Regions from separate parts of the Homo sapiens genome. Here region 2 is linked to region 1. A link is a loop called in an ENCODE intact Hi-C map of the cell type or tissue named here. Cell type or tissue: PC-3. All regions are shown on one strand. Links, peaks and the distances in the headings refer to the core of each region. The heading gives the core; the rest is flanking DNA. Region 1 has its middle 290 kb from the start of TRQ-TTG4-1. Region 2 overlaps UTRN (utrophin).

Region 1 (5,386 bases), core at 134-5,133:
CTATCTCAAAAAAAAAAAAAAAAAAAAAAAAAGCTAAATGATAATACTTGTAAAAGAAAAACTAAACTCTTAGAAAATAATGTAGGAAAATATCTTTGTAACCATGATAGGTAAAAATGTCTTAGATAGAACACAAGAAGCACAAAGGATAAAAGAAAAATTGATAAATTGGACTTCATTAAAATTAAAAACCTCTGTTCTTTGAGAGATAACATTAAAAAAAAATAAGGTAAGCTACACACTGGCAGAAAAGTTTCACAATACATGTATCTGACAACTTATACCTAGAATTTATTTTTTAAATGTTGTAAATGCAATTAAAAGAAAAATAACCTAATAGAAATGGGAAAAATGTTGAAACAAACATTTAAAAATGACTAAAAAGCACATGAAAAGATACCCAACATCATTAGTCATCAAGAAAATCAAAATTACAACTGCAATGGGATAATAATATAAACCCACAGCAATGACTGGAATTAAAAAGACGGACAATATCATGTGTCAGAATACAGGCCAACTGGAACTCTCATATACTATTGATGGGAATGTAAAATGGCACAACCACATTGGGAAATAGTTTGATGGTTTCCTGTAAGTTAAATTACTCTTGCCACACAACCCAGTAATTTCACTCCTAAATATTAACTCAAGAAAATAGAATAAATTACATACCAAGTAATTACCAATATCACATATCAAGTAATTATTTTGCAAAAAAATTAATAGAAGTGTAAATAGATAAACAGATGGTGTTACCTTTGTACAATGTAATATTACTCAGTGATAAAAAGGAATAAATGTCTGTTACACATAAGACATGGATGAATCACCAAATAAAATTTTTAAATGCTGAGCAAAAGAATCCAGACCCCAAAGATTCCAGAACCCCTGCTTTATTTCATTTACATAAACTTCTAAACAAGCAGAACTATAATTGCAGAAAGCAGATTCATTCTTGCCTAAAGCTGAGGTTGGGTGTGGCCATTAATTGCAAAGCATGAGAAGGAAATTTAGGGAATAATGGTCAGACTTTCTACCTTGACTGCGGTGATGTTTACATCTTTACATTTGACAAAACTCATTAAACTTTTTCCTTAAAATTACGCATTGTATCTTATCTTAATTATACCTCCATAAAATTGCTTTAAAAAATAAATGCATAAGGAGATACATATTTAATATTATTTATGATATAGGGCTCTCAAGAATGTGTATTTAACAAATATAGAGAAAGAAAACTTGTTTTTCCATGGTGAGTCTGTTGCTTTTCAGAGAACTCAAGGCACATTTCCTCCTGGCAGACAAATAGGAGTAGAAAGGCAGGTAAACTTTCCTTGTCATAAAAGCCATATATTGGCTGATTCCTAGTTAACTCATCAATTAGAAGAAACTTTCAGGAAACTACCAAGAGCAGAGATCAAAGTCAGATCCAAGAGCAACTTCTAATTCATCATGAAAGAAAACCTCAGAAAATCTGTTTTGGCTATGACAAGAAGTAGTGCACAAGGCCCTGAATCATAGATTTAAGAATCAGAGACACTAAGAGCATCTTTTTTGAATATTTTAAATCAAAGGTGAGGCTATGGCAATTCATGAAGAAAACCTCTGACTCACCCACGGAAATAAGAGGTGCTGACCACAAAGGGCTTTGACCTTCACAGAGCCTCAGAAATTTCATGACTGATCCGTAAGGGCTTTGAAACACACCATTTAATTAATGGAATCATAATGGTATCAGGATGAAAATACGGAATTCCTCCTCTATGCTTCTTCCTAAAGGAGGTGAGAAATTTATGTCACCAGAAAAAGAAGAAATTATTCTATCCTCAATTGACAAATCAGTTGATTTAATACACTTAGGACCGATGAGGCTACTTTCTCAAAATATGTTTTTTAAAGGTCTGATGTGAGCCTTCGGGATGCTAAGCCAGAGGTGTTATTGATTCCAACTGATTCTATAGTTGACTATGGGCTACGTGGGGTAAAGAAAGGAAGGCTGGGCTGAGTAAGAGGTCTGAATCATGGCTCTGTCACTTGCTGGAATGTGAGCTTGGGAAAGTCACTTGATCTTTATTGTTTCATTTTTCTCATCTGCAAACCAAATCTTCCTGGGCTGGGCTCTATGGAGAAGGAACTGGAGCTCTGCAGGCCACAGGAGGCCCATCATGCAGGAAGTTCAGCTTTAAAAGCCAAGTTCATGGGTGAAGGCAAAACCAGCCCAATTGCCCCATAGAAATTACGTTTACGAGGTTTTGAATAAACACAGACATTGTCCCTTCTGGTCTTAAAACTTGTAGTTTACATTTGTCTCATCTGAGTTCCCCCTCAGGCAAGGGACTGAAACTCATCAGACCCTGCATTCAATGAGATGCCAGACCCCTCTTTCTTCGTAATTGCTTCCTTACCCCTCCTTAATTCCTGTTTTACATTCCTTTCCCACTGTATAAACCTCCCAATTCAGTTGGTCGGGGAGATGGATTTGAGACTGACCTTCCAAAATTCATATGTTAAAAGTGCTAATCCCTCTAATACCTTAGATTGTGACTATATTTGGAGATAGATAGAGCTTTTAATGAGATGACTAATTAAAATAAAGCCATTAGGGTAAACCCTAACCCAAAATGACTGGTGTCCTTATAAGAAGAAGAAATTTGGACACACAGAGACACTAGGGATGCACACACATAGAGAAAAGACCACATGAGGATATAATGAGAAGGTGGCTGGCTGGCTGCAAGCCAAAGAGAGAGGCCTCAGAAGAAACCAAACCTGGAACAACTTGACCTTGGACTTTCAGCCCCTTGAACTATGAGAAATAAATTTCTGTTGTGTAAGCCACCCAGTCTATGGTAGCTTGTTATCACAGCCCTAGCAAAACTAATACAGTGTTCAATTTCAATTTAATTAGTTGAAATTGATTAATTACACTTAAGCTACATATTCAAGCAGTGAGGAGTATGTATTTGCAAGAAATGGGAGGTACCAGAAAAGCAACTTTCTAATTGGCTTTGTGGATTCTCTAACAACAAACACATGAAGGAACATTGACTGATGTTCCTATCAATAATATGCTGAAAGACATGTAAAATATCATATTCCTTAGAGTGTTTACAAGTAATACCCTAAAGTTAACCTTTCTGGAAGTAGTCTGAGTTGCAAAAGACAAGAATGGAGAATGAGATCCAGATATTTTTTCATGATATGCTCATGATGTCCTAGAACTCTCTAGAAGCAGTCAGGGTAAACCTGAACTAATCGCCTATGTTCCAATGCACTTCCAGGCCCAGAGCTGTGACCAGATTTGTCTAGTGGCCCAAAACAGATGCTGGATGGCTTTAGGCCAGCAACAGAGCAAGAGAAGCTTAAGTGTTCTTTCCATCCTCATTGATGGAACAGTGAACACGGGGAGTTCTGCCTGAAGAATCAAGAAAATAGAGGGAGATATCAGAGGAACGCAAAATAAAATGCCCTGCTTTTATTTAGAGAAAGAAATAAAATGAAATGTGAAACTCAAAAGCAGGTAGATTTCGTGTTGCTTCCTGGCAATCTCTTAAAACAGAATTAGTTCTACTTTGAATGCCAGGCTTTTAAAAGAGAACAGGAAGAGTAAACAGGGCAATTAGGCAGAGAAAGACCCCGCTGAGAAAAGTCAAAATAACAGACTGGAAGCCTCTTTGCTCCAAGGTTGCAGCTCTGCCAGGTTTCTCTCCAGGAGGGTGGGGAGCAGAAAGGACATCACAGATCCCAGCATGATGGCAGTCTTGGGTCACTGGAGACAGCTCCCTTGAGGGAGAAACGTCTGCTTTTTGTACTCCTGCTCTGAGCATGCCCCTGGCTTTTTAATCATGTGCATCAACACATCGGTGGAATAGTGAAGGCATCTGGCATTTTCCAAACCTAGCTGGGCTGGTGAAAAAGCCACCTATTCATCATCCATCCAGCCTATGGGATAACTAATTTCTGTGAACCCGAGGGATGTTCCTTCAGTGTAATGCAGGTGACAGAAGAATATAAATTACATGTTTACAGATGTCAGTACCTAGCACAGTAGCCAGCTTGGTGGACAGCATAGAAACATTGACAGATTTTAATATAATGCTGTCTAGCCATGGGAATGTGTACACAGACTCACAGAATCATCCATGACCTTGGAGGGGTGTCTCCTTTGTTCTTCAGTCTTCAAACAAAATAAACTTTAGCTATGTAGAACAGAACTTATCCATCATTTTTTTTCCATTCTTCTGCAACAGTGTTTGCAGGGAGCCAACTGTGTGCCAGGCACTGAGCCACGTGCAAGGGGTTAGAGTGTGAATAATTCCAGCTACTCCCCACGTGGTGCCTGAGAAACCACCAACTTATCTGATGACCATAGCGTCTTAGGGACAATGCAGGAGCATCTTCCCTTGATAGGAAAGGGAATGAGGCAGATTTATGAAATCTGAGAGGTCTCATTTTAAAACTTCTGGAGAGGGAGAAATCGTGTAATCTTCATGAATGCTATAGAAAACCTGATCATCTGGGGGAAGTAATCCATTTCCTTTCATTCTCTCTTCAGTGGGGCCATCATGAGGCTCAAAACCATCCTCTTATTGGCACCTCTCAACAAGCATGGTATTTCCCTGATGGGTAAGCCAGTGCATCTCTCTTTTCACCCCATCCTGCATGATACCTTCTGGGAAAGGAGAGGGGGTAGTGTTGACGATGAGATAGGGAGAGGCTTACCCTTCCCAGCCCTGCAGAACAGAACAGTGAAGACAGGAAAGAAGCAGAAGCGGTGGGGTATGAGAGACAGTGATGCCACAGAGCCAGTGTCACTGCTCCAGGTGTTGGGCAAGAGCATAGAAGGTGGTACAGACACGTTGAGGGGAATGACTTGAGCAGTGGACTTTTGAATAGAAATTCAAATCCTATTGGATTCTGAAACAGATCATCTAGAAGCTGTCCTCTCTTCATGGACAGGTAGCAGAACTTCTTCCTGCTCTCTGGTGTCATGGGAAAAAAGCTCAAGCAGCATCACAGGGCCTGCATTCAGCCTATCTTGAGGTAAAAGAGCCAAAGAAAGAATGTGCCAGAGACTCAGAAGGGTCAGGAGCTCAGGGGAGCCCAATTAAACAAGGACTCTGGCCAAGGCAGGGAAGATGTAACCATGAATTACACAAGCCTCCAACTTCAGCTATGAATGGTAGCAGGAACTAGGGGTAAGAAACCATGCTGCAGAGACTAGAGGAGGCAGATCTGAGGCCCCCTTCCCTCTGCTGGGAGGAAGTCCCAGGAAGTCTCTTTGTGCACCCAGATAGCATCGCTTTGAAGAGAAACAGGGGCAACAAGATCTGAATTCAAGCATTCAACCCAGAGAGACTGTCCAAATTACTGAATCAGCAAA
Region 2 (5,386 bases), core at 301-5,300, 140 kb after region 1:
ATTTACAATGAGAGATATCTGGCTTTTATGGCAGATTTTTGTATATTGTGAAGGCAGCAAGAACCATTTTAAATTTTCTTTTTCTCTCTCTCTTTATTTATTATTATTATTATTATTTTTTAAGGAGACAGAGTTTCACTCTGTTGCCCAGACTGTAGTGCAGTGGTGTGATCATGGCTCACTGCAGTCTTGACCTCCCGGGCTCAAGTGATCCTCCCACCTCAGCCTCCTGACTGCTGGGACTATAGGCGCATGTTACCATGCCCAGCTAATTTTTTGTAGAGATGGGGTTTTGTCATGTTGCTCAGGCTGGTCTTGAACTCCTGGGGGCAAGCAATCCACCCGCCTCAGCCTCCCAAGCATTAGGATTATAAGCATGAGCCACTGCACCCGGCCCCATTTTAAATGTTCTTAAACCCTGAATACAATGAGCTCTCATTGCACTATACTAGGAAAAAAGAAATAACTAGATCAGTTTCAGAAAGTCTACCTTAGAGGAAGCAAATAAAATTTTCAAATGTTAATTTTAACTTAAGATATTAACAAATAGAGAGGTTTATGCTATATAGACTAGTTTTAACTTAAGATATTAACAAATAGAGGGATTTATACTATATAGACTAGTTTTAACTTAAGATATCAACAAATAGAGGGGTTTATACTATATAGACTCTTTCAGTTCAGATTTATATTCTTTCATTTTCTACAAACACATGAGCCATGGAGCCACCGCAGTGCACTTCAAAATATTAATAAGGAATTACCTAGAGAGACAGAAATGCAGTGGGAAGCCATCAAAGTGGGCTTTAAGTGATCTATAAAATTAAAATATGACATAAAAATAATTTGCCCTTCCTAGTCTCCTTTCAACTTTCTGGCCATATTCTAACAGTGAATACAAAGATGATATACTTAAACACCAAAAACGTTGAATATTTCTACCTGAATATTATTTTTTGTTAGCCATATACATTCTAATTTGCTCCAGGAAATTCTCATTGCATGGCAATCATGCAAAATTTGTTTTAAACATTTTTCTTCTACTTTTGAAGCCACGCAAAGGGAAGTGTATATTAAAAGCTTTTTCATTCTCCATTTGCTTGGTTATTAATTTGGGAATTAAATTTTGTTTTCATAACAATTCTTCACACATAAATACTGGCTTTTATAACTCTACCTTCAGAATTTGATGTTCCTTCTTCATGAGGAAATAAACTGTTAAATTACACAATGAAAGATCCTGGTTAAACAAGTTTTGTGAAAATGGGAATTTGCTATATACAAATGAGCACATTTCTAAAAATTTGGAAGACTTAAAAGACATTTAACACTAAAACTACATATATTTTAAACAATCTGATCTTTTACTGGTGATGGAGAAGATTTTTTTAAATGCTACAGTCCTAAACGTTATTATTTAAAATAGTGGCCATCATTATATTATATCTATTTTCCAGTGCTGGTAATAGTGCTCTAGCCAATGGGAAGCCAGGTAAAACTAACTTTTATTCTACCAATCTGCCCCATAAGAACTCTGCCCCACAAGAACAAGAATACAATCCTACCAGATCCTTCCAAAATTATAAACATTTTGAATTAGAGAAATTCTGATTTAGACAATTCTCAGTCATATATAATTAACCTAAACATATAGAAATTCATTTTTAAAAAAGAGCTAAAATTAAGGATGGACTTTAAAAGTCCCAAACCACACAGATAATCATGATATAAACATAAAGCAAGATATTTAATTTTTTTTATTTAGTAAAACCCAAAAACTAGATCCAGTTTGCATTTTTAAAAAAATCAGATGATAAAAGACTCTAAGTCAATTCAATAAATTAATTAATTTCAATTAATTTGCGTGAACTTCTTGATTTTTTTATAGTACATGCATTAATTTTCTATTGCTGTTACAAAAATGTCTCCCTGGGATAAAATCAAAGTTGGCAGGGCTGAATTCCTTCTCTGGAGGTTCTAAGAGAGAATCCCATTTCTTTGCCTTTTCCAGCTTCTAGAAGCTGCCTGCATTTAAGGATCATGTCTGCTTCCTTTACCTTCCAAGCTAGTAGCTAGCATTCTCAAATCTCTGCCTCCCCTGCCACTTTTAAAGGCCCCTGGGATTACATTAAGCCCATCAGGATAATCCAGAATAATCTCCCTAATTAAAGGTCAGTTGATTTGCAACCTTAATTCCATTTACGACCTTAATTCTCCCTTGCTTTGTAACCTAACATTTTCACAGGTTCCAGGGATTATGATGTGAGCATCTTTCAGGGGTTGGGAGCAGTTATTATTTTGCCTACCACAGTACATCAGATTTATATCTAAATTTGTAAGATTAAATTCAAGTCAATATTCAACCAAGCAAATTAAAGTTCTCTAATACTATTACTATTATTATTGTTATAGTGTACAATAAAAATGTAAACAGTTTTAAACATTTTCAGTTAGATAATCACATCTTCTTTCACTAGAGACATGCCAACTTAACCAGCGTCTGACCTCTTTCCATTCTTACTTGGGCAAATTTGACACCAATCAATTGCTTTAATACCTTGTTCTCAACTCAGTTCACAACTCAGTGCATTGTAGGTTATACACTGATAAAAATATTAAACTCCCATAAGCTAATGTAACGTATATTGCTTATTATATTTATTATATATTATGCAAACCTGTTTTTTACCCTGAGCTTACATCTCAGACTGTAATAAAAAATTATAAGAAAAGACTATTTCACCAACATGGACTTCACACAACGTTTTCAGGAAGTATACTGGAAGAGCAGATTATTAGCATTTGTATAGATTTTGGAGATACCACACCCCATGTTAGAAATGATAAAAAGGAAACTTGGCCCAGAGATCTTCATCTGACTTACCTGAGGTCACACAGCTAACCTGAGACAGAGCTGTCTCCTGACAATAAGTAAGTGTTGTCATGATTATGATGCTGTTCGTCTGACACATAAAATAGGGTCAACTATGACTCATCACTAGAGCACGTTGTAAATTAATATCTTTACTAAGTTACACTCCAAGGGACTATAGAAGTAGAATTTTATCATTCTGTTCCATGACAATATATAGCCCTAAGCCAAGGATCAACGCCTACTAAGAGCCTGTGTAAATTATACAAAACTTATAAAATGTCATATAAGAAGAAGAAACAGTATGCAAGAAGGAGAAACTAACTGGACAACAGAATCAAAGAATGATGAGCCTATGCTAATAATGCAGATAACTTCTATAAGACAAAGAAAAACTTGACAATATTTCACTTTTTCATGATAAATCATTATTTCTTATTGGTGGAATAAAATGACAAGAGTATAAGACATTTTTATATGGATTTTCTTAGAGGAAGAAAAATGGTTTAGAATTTGTACAATTTGACAAATATCATTATGTCAAGAGTATTTTGAAATTCTGTCATTTTTCTCCAATTTTTTTTTTTTTTACTTTTTAGAGACTGGATCTTGCTTTGTTGTCCAGGCTGGAATACAGTATGGCCATCATAGCTTATTGTCTGTCTCCAAATATTTAAATCTCTACTTTAAAATATATCAGCTAAACACACCTATATCCCTAATCTGATACATGAAAAATATAATTCTCATGTTAAAAGTAGTTTCTTTTTAATATTAACTATATCACAGTTTCTTTCAGATAATAGGACTGAATTCTATTTTTAAAAGTTATGGGGAGAGAAGCCTCTTAAGTTATCAATAAAACATGATTTTCTTGGTATCATAAAGGAGAATTAAAATCAACTTACTTGATGTAATAGGGCACTTTATTATGTGAAATGGATCTTTGCCACGGCAGCTGGACTGACGCTGAGGAAACAAAGGGAGATTATTGGAAACGTTGGAAACCAAAAAGCCTTACACCTTAATGCAAAACAACTGAACATTTTATAGCAAATTCAATGAACTGCTCTGGTTTCTGAGCTGGATTCCTATAATTATGAGATCCACTGGGCCAAACAAAAAATGGCTTTAAGGATTCATTTGAAGTAAAACAAGAAACAATACAGGTTCAAGGTCTAATGCCAACTAATCTAACCTGTTGATAAAAATACTTTTAAACTTTCAAATGGTGTTGCTTATAAATACTACAGTTTAAACCTTAGTGCCATCTGGAAACTGTACTCCATATATATTTTTGATAAAGCTAAAACCAAAATTAATTTTACCTGGTATATCCAGATTAAAAATTAGATTTTTCAAGACCGAATTTTCCAGATGACTAATAACATTGTTTACTTTGCATCGTAGTCACAGGAGTAGCTATTGAGTACAGATGGCATTTAAGTAAATTCAATTCTATAACATTTAAAAAGAAGGAATTTAAAAATAGGCAAAAAGTTGTGAAGAACCAAGGCAATCGTCTAGGCAGAAAAATCCCAATTTCTTACTTTCATCTGAAACATACAGAGAGCCCAGTCTCCTACTTTTGCACTAGACCTTACTATGACTGAGATTTTATGGGGTTTTTAAATTGAGGTACTTTTTTTTTTTTTTTTTTTACAATTCTAGTTACTTCTTACTTATAAAAAATATATTATTCCTACATTAACCAATTATTTTAAGACTTATTTAAGAAGAATAGTACATGTGAATTTAGTGCCATAAAAGAATTTTGCTAAATGAACAAATATAAAAATTCAAATAATACTTGGAATTTTCATACTTTGCAAATATCATCAGATCCTCACGTAGCCAGTTGTCACCAATACTTTTTTTCTCAATTTCATGTCACATTAATATCTTACAACTATTCAGCATTCTAAACTTTGCCAAGCATTTTCAAATATATGTTTTCGGTAAGGAAGCCAGCAAGATACACGTTAAAGTTCCATTTGATAGATGAGGAACTAAATGTGTAGAGATAAAATAACTTGCCCAAAGAGTGACAGCCAGTAAATAAACGGTCGAGCTCAGATGTGATCTCAATTTCTGAACACTAGCTGAGCAATTCTTCTACTCAACAATTCCTCCTCTCTTTATAAAAGGCAAGCACTCTGTTCTCAATCTATGCCCACCAAAGTATAAACAGGGATGAAAATGAGGAAGTAGGTATGTTACATTTCTCATTAGAGCCAACCTCATTTCAGTGTTGGCACCAGGCTAATAGGTCAGTTTTTATTTTGTGCCTAACTAAACAGGCTTCTTTTATAACCATGGCTGAAGTCCAAGAAATATAATAAAGCCAAAGATTCCAAGCAGCAAAGGATAACAATTATTAAATGTATTAATTGGGACTTTGTTTACACTTCCCCACTCATTTTAATAATTGTTTTGATTTGAATAACTTCTACCTCCTTGGATTCTCAGTGTTAGATAATACAAGGCCATGTATTTGACTTTTACAAAAATGTG

Evidence for each region. Peaks named below come from ENCODE experiments on the same cell type or tissue, not always from the same donor. Only the 100,000 strongest peaks of a DNase experiment are listed, where the experiment ranks them.
Region 2: a loop joins it to region 1, with 2.6 times the contacts of the local background. A loop is called at or near these places in 1 of 110 quality-filtered maps.

What each region holds. Positions count from the first base shown.
Region 1 is chr6:144,894,429-144,899,814 of GRCh38, reverse strand. No RefSeq gene overlaps it. Among named protein-coding and RNA genes, the nearest start is that of TRQ-TTG4-1, 290 kb to the left of the region's middle. RefSeq lists a silencer at 1,908-2,202 and an enhancer at 1,177-2,376. In PC-3, for the core only: no CTCF peak of the experiment used is centred there; DNase peaks (open chromatin) are centred at 1,624 and 2,154; H3K4me3 peaks cover 1,651 bases; H3K27ac peaks cover 4,293 bases.
Region 2 is chr6:144,756,384-144,761,769 of GRCh38, reverse strand. It overlaps UTRN (utrophin), which reads right to left. Exons shown (of 75, transcript NM_007124.3): 58 at 3,781-3,841. Among named protein-coding and RNA genes, the nearest start is that of SNORA98, 350 kb to the right of the region's middle. In PC-3, for the core only: no CTCF peak of the experiment used is centred there; a DNase peak (open chromatin) is centred at 2,949; H3K4me3 peaks cover 601 bases; H3K27ac peaks cover 2,917 bases.